2 separate regions of the Mus musculus genome follow, and region 1 is linked to region 2. Evidence: chromatin contacts called from ENCODE Hi-C data. All regions are on one chromosome and are shown on one strand. Each heading gives the region's core, a stretch centred on a gene start or an enhancer-like site at or near the end of the contact. The rest is flanking DNA. Distances are from core to core; before and after follow the strand shown.

Region 1 (6,967 bases), core at 3,556-6,055, 46 kb before region 2:
CAATGTGTATATAACCTCTATAGTCCCCATCCTTGCTGCCTGGGCCAGCATAAGCCTCTGTACACATCACCCTAAGATCCAAGTCATCCTGACCCTCATGATGCCCAAGGCAAGACCTACCTATACCTTGCCCAAGATGACTGTTTATACAGTGCTAATGTACAGTGCTTTCCATGCACCTCAAGCAGCCCTCACTCTGGCATCCCTTTCCCCAGGATCTGGCTGCCCAGGAAGAGCATGAAAAGGAACTCCCTGTGGATGCTGTAGCCACCAGGTCCACCTGCGTCTGACCCCTCCCCCCACAACTCTAGCCCTGCTAATGGCCTCACAGCTGACCACCCTCCTCTCTTTGTCACAGACCCTGGATTCTGACCTTACACACCATGGCCCTGAAGCTCCCAAGGAGTCTACAGTGTCTGGCTGGGTAGAGGCTGCAACTGTATCTGTGACACTGTCCCCAATAAAGACTTAAGCGGCTGTCAGGAAACCTAGGAGCGGGAAGGGGGATGAGACCTGCACCACATGTCTCAAACCCCACCCAGGCAGGACATTCACAGCTACTCACATCATCCACACGCCAGCTGCGATGTTCAGAGGGTGGATAGTGACGCAGTTGAAGAGTCCAGAGATGGCACAGGCTTCAAAACAAGAGACAATGGGCAGGGGTTAGCAGAGTATGGCAGAGTGTGCAGAAGGCACTGAGAACACATGAGGCTCCCTTTAGACGCTCAGCACTAGGGCTTCCCTCAGCAACCACCATCACCTGAGACAGCAGAGAGTAGTAAGTTTACGTTTGAGCTCAAGTCTAGCTACTTTCATACCTGGAGGATATAAAGGCTTAAGGCTCTGATGAGCTGCCCCTTGGTTCCAGGTTATTATCAAACCCTCTCAAGAAGTCAGGCCTGACAGCGAACATCTTTAATGTGTCCCCTCTGGGCCGGGGTGGGTCATTCTTTGGTGTACCTGTCCAGGCTGGGACTGTGGGTTATACAGGCTCATTTTCCTGGTTTCTCCATAGTTTTCTTTAGAACGCAAACTGGCCTTTCTTGGGGCTTCTCTTTCCTTATCTTTACCAGCATCTGTCGCTGTAAATCCTGATTTTGGTAGTCAATGTATATAAAGCACCACATATCTTAATATCCCTTTATCTGAAGACCATTTCTTATGCACGGCCACCTTCTGGTTTTTCTTTGTCAGCGGCTGTTTTCTCGGGAGGTGGCTTCCTCTTGCGTGCGTCTCTTTTCCTTGAGGAGTTGCTTGTGTTCTGGCCACTGCAAAACCCCTCAAAATAGCACTTTGTGTATCTAGGGGGTTTTCACCAAACAGACATTCTTAATTTTAATGTAGACAGCTGGCTTTTGTTAGGAAATTTTGTTTTGTTTTTAAGGGAAAATAGAAAAGAGCTTCCAGAGTGGGATGGGCTTTGGTGGAGAATCTCAGGCTTGATACTTTCGGATTTCTAACCTAGTTTAAGAAACTTTGATTTTCTTCTGTTAGCTCCATAGTTTTTTGTTCTTTTGTTTTTTGTCTTTTTTCCTCTCATATTGAGACCACCAGATGAGACTAGAGTTCTAACTGGTCTACTCTGGTGTAGGTAGACTGTTCTGAGCCCTCAAGCCTGGCTCTCACTGGTTGCTGCTGGGCTGGGCTGTGCTGACTAGTGTTACTTATAAAATGAGAAGTCTACTAAAGCTTCGTCTACTAAAACAAAACAAAAAACAACACGTTATATATAGTCTGATTTTCACAAAAGTATGTCAACTCCTTTTTTTTTCTGAGAATATATGCCAATCCTTTGACTTTTGTAACATTTAAAAAAAAAATCCATGATATAGTATGGCTTCCAGGTTTTTCAGCTCTTGTATGCCCATTAATGAGTCTGAATACACTAATATGTATCCAATCTCAACTGAATAAAGAGAGATATCTTTTCAAAGAAGAAGGAGAGAAGAAGAAGGAGGAGGAGGAGGAAGAGGAGGAAGAGGAGGAAGAGGAAGAGGAAGTAGTAGTAGGGCCTGGGGGGCTGGAGAGATGGCTCAGAGGTTTAAGAGCACTGACTGCTCTTCCAGAGGTCCTAAGTTCAATTCCCAGCAACCACATGGTGGCTCACAACCACTATGATGGGTTCTGATGCCCTCTTCTGGCGTGCCTGAAGACAGTGTACTCACATATATAAAATAAATAAATCTTTAAAAAATAAAAATTAAAAAATTAAAAAGTCAGGCCTGTTCCGACTTCAGTGGGAATCTTAGCCTATCAGTCTGCAGCCACCAGGTAAACTACTCAAAAATGTCTTCTAACTTGGTAAAGGCCACTCCGACTTATTTGGGGTTGTTCTTTATGCTTGCTTGGTGAGGGTGTTTGGTTTGGTTTTCCTTTGAGGCAGAGTCCTGCTCTATAGCTCAAGCTGACCTCAAACTATCTTGCTCTCTCTCTCTCAGCCTCCTGGGGACTTCCAAGCATGTTTCACTACGTCTGGCCACATCTTGAATTTGGGTCAGGACAGGGATGCCTCTTATGATACACCAGGGAAGATTCAAATGACAATCCCATCTAAAACATTAGCCACGTGACCCTGAACATGTTGCTTTCCTAATTCATTTTTCTCTCCTACACATGAGCAGGTTGTGCCCCAATACCTGAATAGCAGGACACCAAGAGGGGACAGTGTGTGTGCTCTTCTCCAGTGTGGAAGCCCAGCGAGGCCCCTCCCCTCTGACTGCACCTTCAGGTTACAGTCTGCCCCAGCCACCCAGGCTTCACCAAGAAGTCCCTCACCAGGAACTCTGGGAGCCTCTGAGGACATTGCTGAGAGCTGCCCATTCTGGCAGGACACAAGCTAAGGGAGGGCAGAGTGTTGGCCCTCTGAGGCTGCAATTAGCACCAACTTATTAAACTTGCAGCAGGCCTGGGTCACCGGATCCCTCCACTGGGCCTGGAATTCCACCATTTTCCACTTTCCTGTGTTACATTATCCAAATGGGAACTGATGCAGGAGAATGGACCAAATGAGTGGCACAGCTTCTATGTCACAAAGTCTCCTCTAATAAAGAACTCAACGCAGCACTCATTCACGCAGCAAAGCTTCCAGGGCCACAGAAGTGAAAGACTGTCGGCCCCCTGCCTGTGTGGAGCTAGGCCTGGTCTCACCTGAAAGGCCTGCACTCCTGTCCTCAGCATTCCATCTACAGAGCTACTCCACCATGCTGTCCTACAGAGCCACCTTTGGGAGGACCAGGTCGCAACTCAGACGAACAGGAGTCCTTTGACAACCAAGGACTCAAATACATCCACTCACTTGGGGTGCTAATAATGCTCATGTCTTCCATATAAAGGAGATGTCCCTATAATCCTTTCTTCCTCTGTCTACAGAGGTCTTTGGGACCAGAATAAATCCCTCCAATAAATAATAAGCCCCTTAGAATATCCTCCATTCCAAGAGAGGATAGCCCTATGTCAAAGTGACCGGCTAAGCCATAGCTCCTGCCAAACCCCTATTGAGTTTTTAAAGCAAATACACGATATCCTTCCCTCCTATGATATGCCAGTATTCAAAACCTTGATGTCCACCCCCCTGATCCCAATGATCAGGTTCAGGGAACAATTTAAGCTACGGCCACAGGTCTCCAGTAAGGTTTCACTGATAGCTTGGCTCGGCAGGAGGATTAGGGAGGCCTTCGGGAGTAGCACAGGTACCCACAGGAAGTATGGGACTGGGTGGGATTTCCAAAGTCAATCTAATCTAGAAATCACCTGGTCACTGACTGAATCACCATGACGGAGGGAGGATAGCCGCCTACAGGTCATGGTCAGGCCCTTCCTTGTCCCTCACCCCTTAATACCACCTTGAACTAGCTAACTGCACTGAAGAGGATTTGATCAACCTCAGCAGACTTCTTCCAGAGCTGCCTTACCAGGGCAGCACATACCTAACTCTACCCTATCCATCTGACTAGCAAGATCGTCTGGACAGATGGGGCTCCAAGGTATTCCTCCAGACAGGAAAACGGATGAGTCTTCCCCTACCCACACAGTTCCTGCTCTGGTACCAGGTAGGCAATGGATCCTCGGGCCTTCCCAGCACTCACCTGGACTTCTAGGAATTCACAATGAAAGGGACACCCAGGATTTAGCAAACACACTGTTTGGAAGGCCAGCAACATAGCTGCACTGAAGAGGCGGACCTGCCTTCCTCTTTACAAGAGCAGAGAAAGCTTGCTGGTGTGGAGGATACTAGGCCGACGAGAAGCATTAGGAGAGTGTGGACAGTAGGAACCCGAGGAGAACTCCGATCACTGCCCAGCCACCCTGAGGGGCCACTCTTCTCCTGGCACCATCTGACCCCCAAGCAAACTTCCCAGCCTGTGGAGAGCTGCCCCCCATTTATGAACAAGTTTTGTCCAAAGGCTGGGAACTTGGCAGTCCCACCCCAGCCCAGGTAAGCATCACCAGGCCGAGGCAGGGCCGGGAAGGGGCAGACGCGCGTCCTCTGTGAGTCTCATTTCCTCTGATCAGGGCCGCAACAACTGGGCAGTAAGCCATCGAGTTCCGGCGGTGGACTGCAGGCCTGAGGCCGGGAGCCATGGCAACCCCGGGGACGCCCGCTCCCTGGACCCGATACTCACACACCGCTCCTAGCACTCCCGCCAGGCGGCACAGCCAGCGGTACCACCAAGTCATGCCCTCTTCCTGTGCCGGCGGGGCTGGGCCCGCGGCCGCTCCGGCGGCGCCCGAGCCGCTCATGCTAAACGCTGCGCGCAGCCCCAGGCGCGCACAAAGAGACGTGTCCACCCGCGCGCGGCCTTGTGGGAGAGGTGGTGATTAGCATAGGGGCGGGCCCGCAGGCCATAGCCGGGGGGCGGGGGGAGGGCGGGAGGAAATGGAGTATAGCATAAGGGGCGTGTTTACAGACTGTCAGACGCCCTTTGCCACCCAGCAGGTGCGCTGGATCCGGTCTGGCCTTTCCTCTTTGCAAGATTGGAAGACGTCATCCAGAAGTGGCAAAGGCCTTGTTCAGACCTCCAAGGAACTCCGCCTTGCAGTAGAATGAGCTTTCGAGCTAGGCTTGTAATGGGCGGCAGGTTATGGGAGGAAAACTCCAGTCTGGTATCCTGTATCCTTTATTAACCACTGGGGGCTGGGACTGTTTTTCTGATCTCCACCTCCCAGTCCCAGCCCTTCTGCACCTGGAAAAGGTCACTAAAAGAGGTTCCCTAAGGCTAGCAGGCATTAGAACTTCTAAAGAGGCTAAAGTTGCATACTCCCCGGCTGTTGGAGAGAAACCTAGGACAGAGCCAGGCTGTCGTCCTGTTCCGATGTCCTAGGTGAGATGGTCCAATACTCGCCCTGGAGACTGGCATGTGCCTCCAGGAAGCCAGGGCTAAACTCCAGTTCAGCCTCGCTGCCTTCGGACTCCCAGTAGAGCACCTGCTGCCCCCAAAATGTTGTGGTCCTCAGACTGTGGATGTCCCTGATCTGTGGAGAAGCAAGTAGCCAGAACAGGCCATGAGTGATCATTATTTATAAACTCCTGGCTACTCAGAGTCATTTTTGTTTCTTAAAGGAGCCCACATGAGGGACACTCGGTTCTACCCAAGAAACTCCCCAGAACACACAACCAGGTACAAGAGCTAGGATCCTGCTCAAGACTAAGTCTGAGGTGCTCTGGTGCCTTGTAGAGCATACTGAATCGCAACCCTACCTATGCTCTTCTGAAAACAAACAAAACACCAGACACAAACACGATGCTTCCACGCTGGGTCAACAGGCAATGGACTCCCAGGGAAGGCCTTCTCTCTTCCTTCTTGTGGGTAGAGCCACAAGCATTCCCTGGTGAGTGAGTGAGTGGCAGAAACCCTCCTTCCCATTCTTTCCAATAATTTTGAAGTTTTGGATGAAAAATAAGCTAAAAGTGTTCCCTAATGCCAACACTCCCTCCCTCCTTCCTAGAGACAGCTCTCCAGAATCGTATCAAAAGATTACCCCCTTTTTGTCCCCATCCTCGTGGCCTCACCGAGACATAGTTGGCATTGGTCCCCTCAGAAGCAGTGCCCATATCACTGGCCAGGGCGCGGATGGCAATGCGGGCCTGTGGAGCCACACTGATGAAGACCCTGCAGGTCCCTGCCTTCCTCCCGTCTGGGCTCAGTGAGGGACTCACAATTTCACCCCGAGGTCCAAAGAGCTGCCTGTCACATTCTGCAGGCAAGAACAATGATAGGCTGGGTGAGGGCCACCTCAGGGAGACTACTGACACCAGGGGGTTCCCTGACTGCCTCTCCCGTCCCTCTGGTGGGCCTTTACTCTGTCCACTTCTAATAGACTAGCTTCAGGCAGTGATCTGAAAGGGGCAGGCAGTGGTGGCTCAGCAGAAGTGTTTTGTACAAGGCAGACAACTTAAGTCTGATTCCTAGGATCCCCATGGCAGGAAAGAACCTCTATCACTGACCCTCAGCCCCGTCCCCACAAACACACACCCTAACTTCGACGAGGGCGGAAAAGCTTTTGGTTCTTGCCACACAAGCCTGATTGCCTGAGTTCAATCCCAAGAACCCGTGTAAAGATAAAAGAAGAAAATTGGCTCCGTGGTGGAGTTGCCCTCTGTCCGCCACACCCACATCGTGCCATGTGCATGCCCACACATGTACATCGTAATTCCTAATATTTAAAGGGACTGAGAGGTGTTGGTGCCCTCTGTGGGGAGAAGGCAACAGTGGCATGCTTTGGGCTGGGCACCTTAAAAGAGAAGTCAATAAACTGGGCTACACAGTACTTAAAACGCTGAACTGGCTAAGAAGTTGAGTTTGACTGTGCTGTCCAGTGACGTCATCAGTGGGAACCCCGCTGCACCTAAGCCTCTCTTTCGAGGCAGATCGTCTGCATGTGAGAAGTGAGAAGGAAGGAGGAGGAAGCCAGTGGGCTCCCGGATGGGACCTTGCTGCCAACACAGCTCATGGCTGGAGGTGGC
Region 2 (6,509 bases), core at 3,519-6,018:
GCAGATAGGAAGAAAAAAAGCAGATAGGAAGAAATAATCAAACTCAGGTTGAAATCAACAAAATAGAAACAAACAGAAACAATACAAAGAATCATAAAATGAAGAGTTGGTTCGGGGCTGGCGAGATGGCTCAGTGGTTAAGAGCGCCAACTGCTCTTCCAAAGGTCCAGAGTTCAAATCCCAGCAACCACATGGTGGCTCACAACCATCCGTAACGAAATCTGATACCCTCTTCTGGAGTGTCTGAAGACAGCTACAGTGTACTTACATATACTAAATAAATAAATCTTTAAAAAAAAAAGAGTTGGTTCTTTGAGATAGTCAATAAACTTTCAACCAAATTAATCAAAATTCGGAGAGAAGATCCAAGTTGATAAAATTAGAGATGAAAAGAGAGACAAGACAGTAGACACCATGGAAACAGAGTAATTAAAAACATAGTCCACCAAACTGGAAAACCTAAAAGAAACTGATGAATTTCTTAAATAATCTACCAAAGTTAAATAAAGAGGAACTAGACTAAATTAGGTCTGTAACCCATAGTTAGAGAGTTACCAACCACCCTCAGATTGGATATAAGGCCTACTCCTTGAGTGGGAGCCATACAGACACTGGTAAAGCTGCTAGAACCTGAGACTACACGTGTCATAGGCCTAGGGGAAAAACGACTACTATTATTCTGCCAAAGGAGCATGGCAATAAAATGACACCTAATGATATCCTGGTACATCAGTGCATCCCTCATTCTTCACTAGAGACACTTCTTGCAGTAGAGACCCACAACTGAACTATATATAGATAGATAGATAGATAGATAGATAGATAGATAGAGACAGACAGACAGACAGACAGACAGACTGCGGAGCACTCAGCCCTAAATGGGTCGTCAGAACCCTCTCCTCAAGGCTCAGGGACTTATTTGGATGAGGAGGTGGAAAGATGGTAAGAGTCAGAGTTGAAGGTGTCTTTCAGCTACCCTAGGACTGATGCACATTTAAACTCATAGTGACTGTGGCAACATCACACAGCCTGTATTGGTCAAGCCAGACAAAACTCCAGCAGTGAGAAAGGGGAGGTAGACACAAAGCCCCACCCCTAATCAATTGATAGCCTGTTGGGAAACATAAAGTAAGTTTTTTCCGGTAGAATGTTGTTGGGTTTATTAACCACACTCCAGGATAGGCCCAAGTTCCAGGAGTAGTTGACCAAGACAACACCAGATTCCATGTGGGATTTGTATTTTAGTATTTGTATTTATTAAGATTTTGGGGGTTTGGAGGGTGTGGGGGGAAGGGAGGGAGAAAGAACATGAGGTTGGGTGGGACTGAGGTGGGCAGGATCTGGGGGAAATGGGGGAGGGGAAAACATCATCAAATTGTATTACATGAAAAAAATTCGGTGGTTAAGAGCACTGGCTGAGCCAGGCAGTGGTGGCGCACGCCTTTAATCCCAGCACTCGGGAGGCAGAGGCAGGCAATCTGAGTTTGAGGCCAGCCTGGTCTAGAGTGAGTTCCAGGACAGCCAGGGCTACACAGAGAAACCCTGTCTCGAAAAACAAACAAACAAACAAAAAAACAAAAAAACAACCCAAAACCAAACCAAACAAACAAAAAAGAACACTGTCTGCTCTTCCAGAGGTTCTGAGGTCAATTCCCAGCACCCACATGGTAGCTGACAACCACCTATAGGAGGATCTGATGCCCTCTGCTGGCAGGTGAATGTATATGCAGCAGAGCACTCATACATTAAATAAAAAAGCACGCTATTTCTCTGGAAACAAACAAAATTTTTAAAAAAGAAAATAAGATGAATATTGACATTATAGGCCACAGGAATAATCAACAAATGAGTTAAAATCCCAGTTCCTAGGCTGGAAGTATAGATGTAGAGAGAGTACTTGTGTAGTATGTGTGAAGCCTTAGGTTTGATAGTGAAAGATCCTGGCAGAATGTAAAAGGACACAGAAGCCCTGAAATTGGCAAGATTGTCAGTGTTAGCAGAACTAGCTTCACTGATTTAGAAAAATAGAGGTGCACAATGCTCTGGCCACTCCTCGAACCTGTGTGTCTGCCAATGTTCTGACCAGGTGTGTGCCCATTGCTGCACCTTCATTAGACTCTTTCCTTGTACCCCTCCCATACCCATTTCTTGAGAATAGACATTGTTTAGATCTGGAAATCCCCTAATCTCCCCCTTCTCCTTTCCCCCCTGAGGGCCTATAAAAACTGGGAACTCTTTCCCCTCGAGGTCGACTCCTCTACCCCTGCGTGGGATATGAGTCGTCCCCAGAGCTCTGGCTTTCCCTGAATAAAGCCTCATGTGGTTTGCAACAAGCTCGGTCTGTCGTGAGTTCTTGTCTATTGTCCTGAGGCCTGAGCTCCTTTTGGAGTCTTTCAATAGCACCAACAGAAAAATGAAAATAAATAAATCTGTGATAGCCAGAAGCTGGAAACAACCTTGATGTCCCATGACAGAAGATTCTAGACCTCAAACTACTACAGAAAACTAAGCAAATGCTAAATTTGCAATTTACAAAATTTCATTTCTCTCCTAGTCATTGAACTCATCTGGATTCCCTGGGTCTCTAACTTAAGAGGGAGAGGGGTGCCAAGGGTGTTTGGCACATACCCCACCAGCATCATGACTACCACTAAAGGGACTCTGGCCAACTTGAGATGGTGAGCCTGGTTCTGGCAGGCCTTGCCCTTTCCCCATTCCCTCTGCCTTGCTAAAAACCATCAGATTACATTCCTAAGGCTAGCCACCAAGGTGCATTCCCTTATCTGGTCTCTTCTTCCTTTTGAGGCTGACTACCAAAGTCCAGCTATAAAAGCACTGAGGTCTAGCAAGGAAAAGCCCCCTTTGACTCACATAATTAACATGTCCAATTAAAAATTAAACACCGGCCGGGCGGTGGTGGCGCACGCCTTTAATCCCAGCACTCGGGAGGCAGACGCAGGCAGATTTCTGAGTTCAAGGCCAGCCTGGTCTACAGAGTGAGTTCCAGGACAGCCAGGGCTACACAGAGAAACCCTGTCTCGAAAAACAAACAAACAAACAAACAAACAAACAAATTAAACACCTCGTCCTTTATATCTTCATAAACTGCCAATTTCCTAGTGCCATTCCTGTTTCATCAGTAGGCAGAGGTACCACCCCCCAGGGCAAATAGCCTCCTCCCTCTACTTTGTTTTCTCTCTCTCTCTCTCTCTCTCTCTCTCTCTCTCTCTCTCTCTCTCTCTCTCATATCTATGTCTCTTATTTCCTACCCTCTGGGGCAAATAAATCTCTTTTTGTAAGGGTCCCCCAAAACTGGCACCCTGGACTCAAATAGTATGTAACCGCAAAGAGTGTTTTATTCTGCAGAAGTCCAGCATGCTGGGGTCTCCCATTGCTAAGATAGAGAGACCATCAAGTGAGCTTGAAGGCTCGATTTAAAGCGCACTGGATTTCTGGGGTAGATGGGCTTTATCTTATTCTATCTCTAGGCATTCCAGAACCATTATCTGAGTGAGTGCTGTTGTGATCATAAAAAGAGAAAGAGCTACTAAGATCTGTTCTGGCAGGGTGTGGGGGAAGGGTGTGCCTCAGTGGGCCCATGCCTCAGCATCCCTTCCCCCTGAGAGAGCAGCCACATGACGGTATAGTATAGAATAGAGTTTATTCGGGGCATGGGGAGGGGAGTTAAGAGGGTAGTAGAGACAAAGGCAGAGAGGGGAGGGGGAGGGGGAGGGGGAGGGGGAGGGGGAGGGGGAGGAGAGGATTGGAGGCTGGCCATGAGCATATGGAGAGAGGGGGTAAGGGAATGGGGAAAGGGGGGAACAAGGGGCCAAGAGGCAAAAGCGTGAGAGAGAAAGAGAGAGGGATGAGGGGGCAAGCAGCCCCTTTTATAGGGTCAGTCCTACCTAGCTGCTACCAGGTAACTGTGTGGAGGAGCATATCTGGCTGTTGCCAGGTTTCGGTGGGGGTGGAGTCCAGACAGAATACCAACAGGTGCGAAGGCTAGAGCCTGGATTTTTTTTTTTTTTTTCTACTAGTAATCGAGTTGCTTGGACTTGCCCATACCTTAGGCCTAGTCTCTTTAACTGCCAATTTGAAGTGTGTTGCGGAATCTGCCTAGCCTTCTCTGTGCTCAGAACTTGGTCTTGGGGGGTGCCGGGGAGGGGGTGTCCTGATTGGATATTTTTCCTAACAGCCACCACCAAGTCTCCCAAACCTTCTTACGTGGTCTGTTGGCTTTGCTGCTTATCTCTAGTCAGAGAAACCCGAGGGCAAACGATTCAACTGTGACCGCCCCATCTGTATTGCACTATCAGGATCAAGAATAGATTGCTGGTCATTAACACTGCGATTAAGAATGTATATGTATACGTATATAGTCACAATTAAATTTTGCTTTATCATTAATATCGGACACTGCTGGCGTGCCTTTGCAGTCAGTAAACCAGAGACGTGGGGAAGGCTTCGGTATTCGCAGTGTGTGGTTGTGCATAGGGCAACCTACACAAGACCCGCCTCCGCCTCTTCCGTACCCCCGTGAGTGCCACACCGAGAGTAGTCCCCCAGCCTTTTCCGGTGTCCCAGAGTCTCCTCATTTGCGGCCTTCCGGGACACCAGATCTTTGTGAAGGTCTGGGCTCCCTTCCGTCAAACTCTGGGTATCCAACCGCAGCGCTGCTAGCCAGGGCTGTCAGCCCCCAGTGCTAACTAGCGGGCTAGTCGCAGAGTCCGCATACGTGCGGAACCAAAGATGCAGTCTCGGTTTCTAGCAGGTCGCGAAGAGAACAGCAACCCGGGTTCCCGCATGCGCAGTGGAGCACGCTTGCACCCTGGGAAATGTGTGCTTGCGCGGTTGCTGGAGTCGCGGTCTCTTCCCTGGTGGTTCCGACTGCGGAGAGCGGGGAGATGAAGACGAAGGCCACCGCGCCGGTGCCCCAACCTGGGCCTATCAGGAAGCTCGCTAGGAAGAAAGCCAAGAAGAAGTTCAGGAAGAGCAAAGCTCTGGCAGGAAGTGGGGTTCCGGGAAGCCACCCGGCGGCTGTGGCAGGCCGACCGCCGAAGGCCCCCGAGAACTTTTCTCAAAATTGGAAGGCGTTGCAAGAGGTGAGACCGGCGACAGGCCACCTTCATCCCGAACTTTCTGTCAGGTAGCCACAGACTCCGAAGGAGGAAGGGATGTTGCCCTCTGCTTCATTCAAATTCTTTTTCTCAATTATGAATCACTTATCTAGGTTGCCACCCTGGCAACGTCTTAAACTATGTCCCAGAACTCTGGCCCAGTGGTTCTGGAACTATTGTAGCTCAGGGTATACCCACACTAGTGGTTGTCCTCCTACATTAGGTAGCCTCCCTAGTCCTGAGCCTCTATACCTACCCCCATTCATAAATTCTTCCATACTAGTTAGATGCTTTTTTTTGTTGTTTTTGTTTTTTCGAGACAGGGTTTCTCTGTGTAGCCCTGGCCGTCCTGGAACTCACTCTGTAGACCAGGCTGGCCTCGAACTCAGAAATCTGCCTGCCTCTGCCTCCCGAGTGCTGGGATTAAAGGCGTGCGCCACCACGCCCAGCTTAGTTAGATGCTTTTACTGCCCTTGTTTCTTAGACGGGGAAATTGTGACACATAACTTACAGGGTTTGAGTTGAAAGTAGGTCACATACGGTGTAAACAGCAGAACTGGGGTGCTGAATATGCCTTCACTGTCGACTTCTAGGGAGTCTTGAGGAGTGTATGTCATGGAGCCTCAGTAAGAAAGACAATAAGGAATTTCTTGGCCTCCATAACAACACTCCACCTTGTTCCTTAGTGTGGATCTTCCAACAGGACACCCAGGAGCAGCCAAACCCTGTGGACAGTCAGGGCTGTGTATGCTGGTTCTTGTTCTTTCTCCCAAGAAAGTAAAGTGTGCAGGGAGGACATGTTTACTAAAGGAAACTTGGATTTGGCTCTGGTTTCTACAAGAATCTAAATCCTTCAGGCCTTTTAAGTATTAGGGGAGTGAATAAGTAGAAACTCACTGCAACATCTCTCAGCTGGTTGCCATCTTGTTGTGGTCTTAACTGGAGATTTGAACACAAGGAAGAAATTGGTCTCCTGGACCTCTCCTCTACATGGATCAGCCCTATCTGGTTTCACAGGACTTCTTTCTTTCCATTGAACTCCCTTCCTCCAGGTCTTCCTTAGATTCTGAGCTGTAGCCGCCTCCAGAGATAACGGAAGTGATCACTGTGTCCCACAGTGTTGACCATGGAAGTCACTAAGTGAAACTCCAAATAAAGAAGTGAAAAGCACCATTAGTGGTGATGGGAAGTGCATGGATGATAGAATAGATGTACACACAAGTTTCTTGAACCTGTGGTATGTCAGTTCAAAATTAAATGTGGCTTTTAACAAAATAATAAATGTGGCTTATATTTAATTTTGATTCCATTAGCTACTGAAACAAAAGTCACAGGCCGCAGAAAAACCTCTTGTCTCTCAGATGGATGACAAAATGCACCCCCAAATAATCC

The links. A loop is a pair of places that touch in the nucleus more often than their neighbours do.
Region 1: a loop to region 2 is called in a map of left cerebral cortex, with 8 times the contacts of the local background. The contact joins the promoter of Cacfd1 here to the promoter of Rexo4 in region 2. A Hi-C loop is called at or near these places in 10 of 37 maps with a recorded cell type or tissue (CH12.LX, T-helper 17 cell, T-helper 2 cell and 3 more).

Annotation. Positions count from the first base shown.
Region 1 is chr2:27,007,764-27,014,730 of GRCm38, reverse strand. It overlaps Cacfd1 (calcium channel flower domain containing 1), which reads right to left and starts at 4,805. Exons shown (of 6, transcript NM_029862.4): 1 at 4,626-4,805; 2 at 566-638. The coding sequence starts at 4,743. Adamts13 (a disintegrin-like and metallopeptidase (reprolysin type) with thrombospondin type 1 motif, 13) reads right to left here. Exons shown (of 29, transcript NM_001001322.2): 28 at 6,014-6,198; 29 at 5,106-5,475. The coding sequence ends at 5,284.
Region 2 is chr2:26,962,645-26,969,153 of GRCm38, reverse strand. It overlaps Rexo4 (REX4, 3'-5' exonuclease), which reads left to right and starts at 4,768. Exons shown (of 8, transcript NM_207234.2): 1 at 4,768-5,102; 2 at 6,431-6,509. The coding sequence starts at 4,836.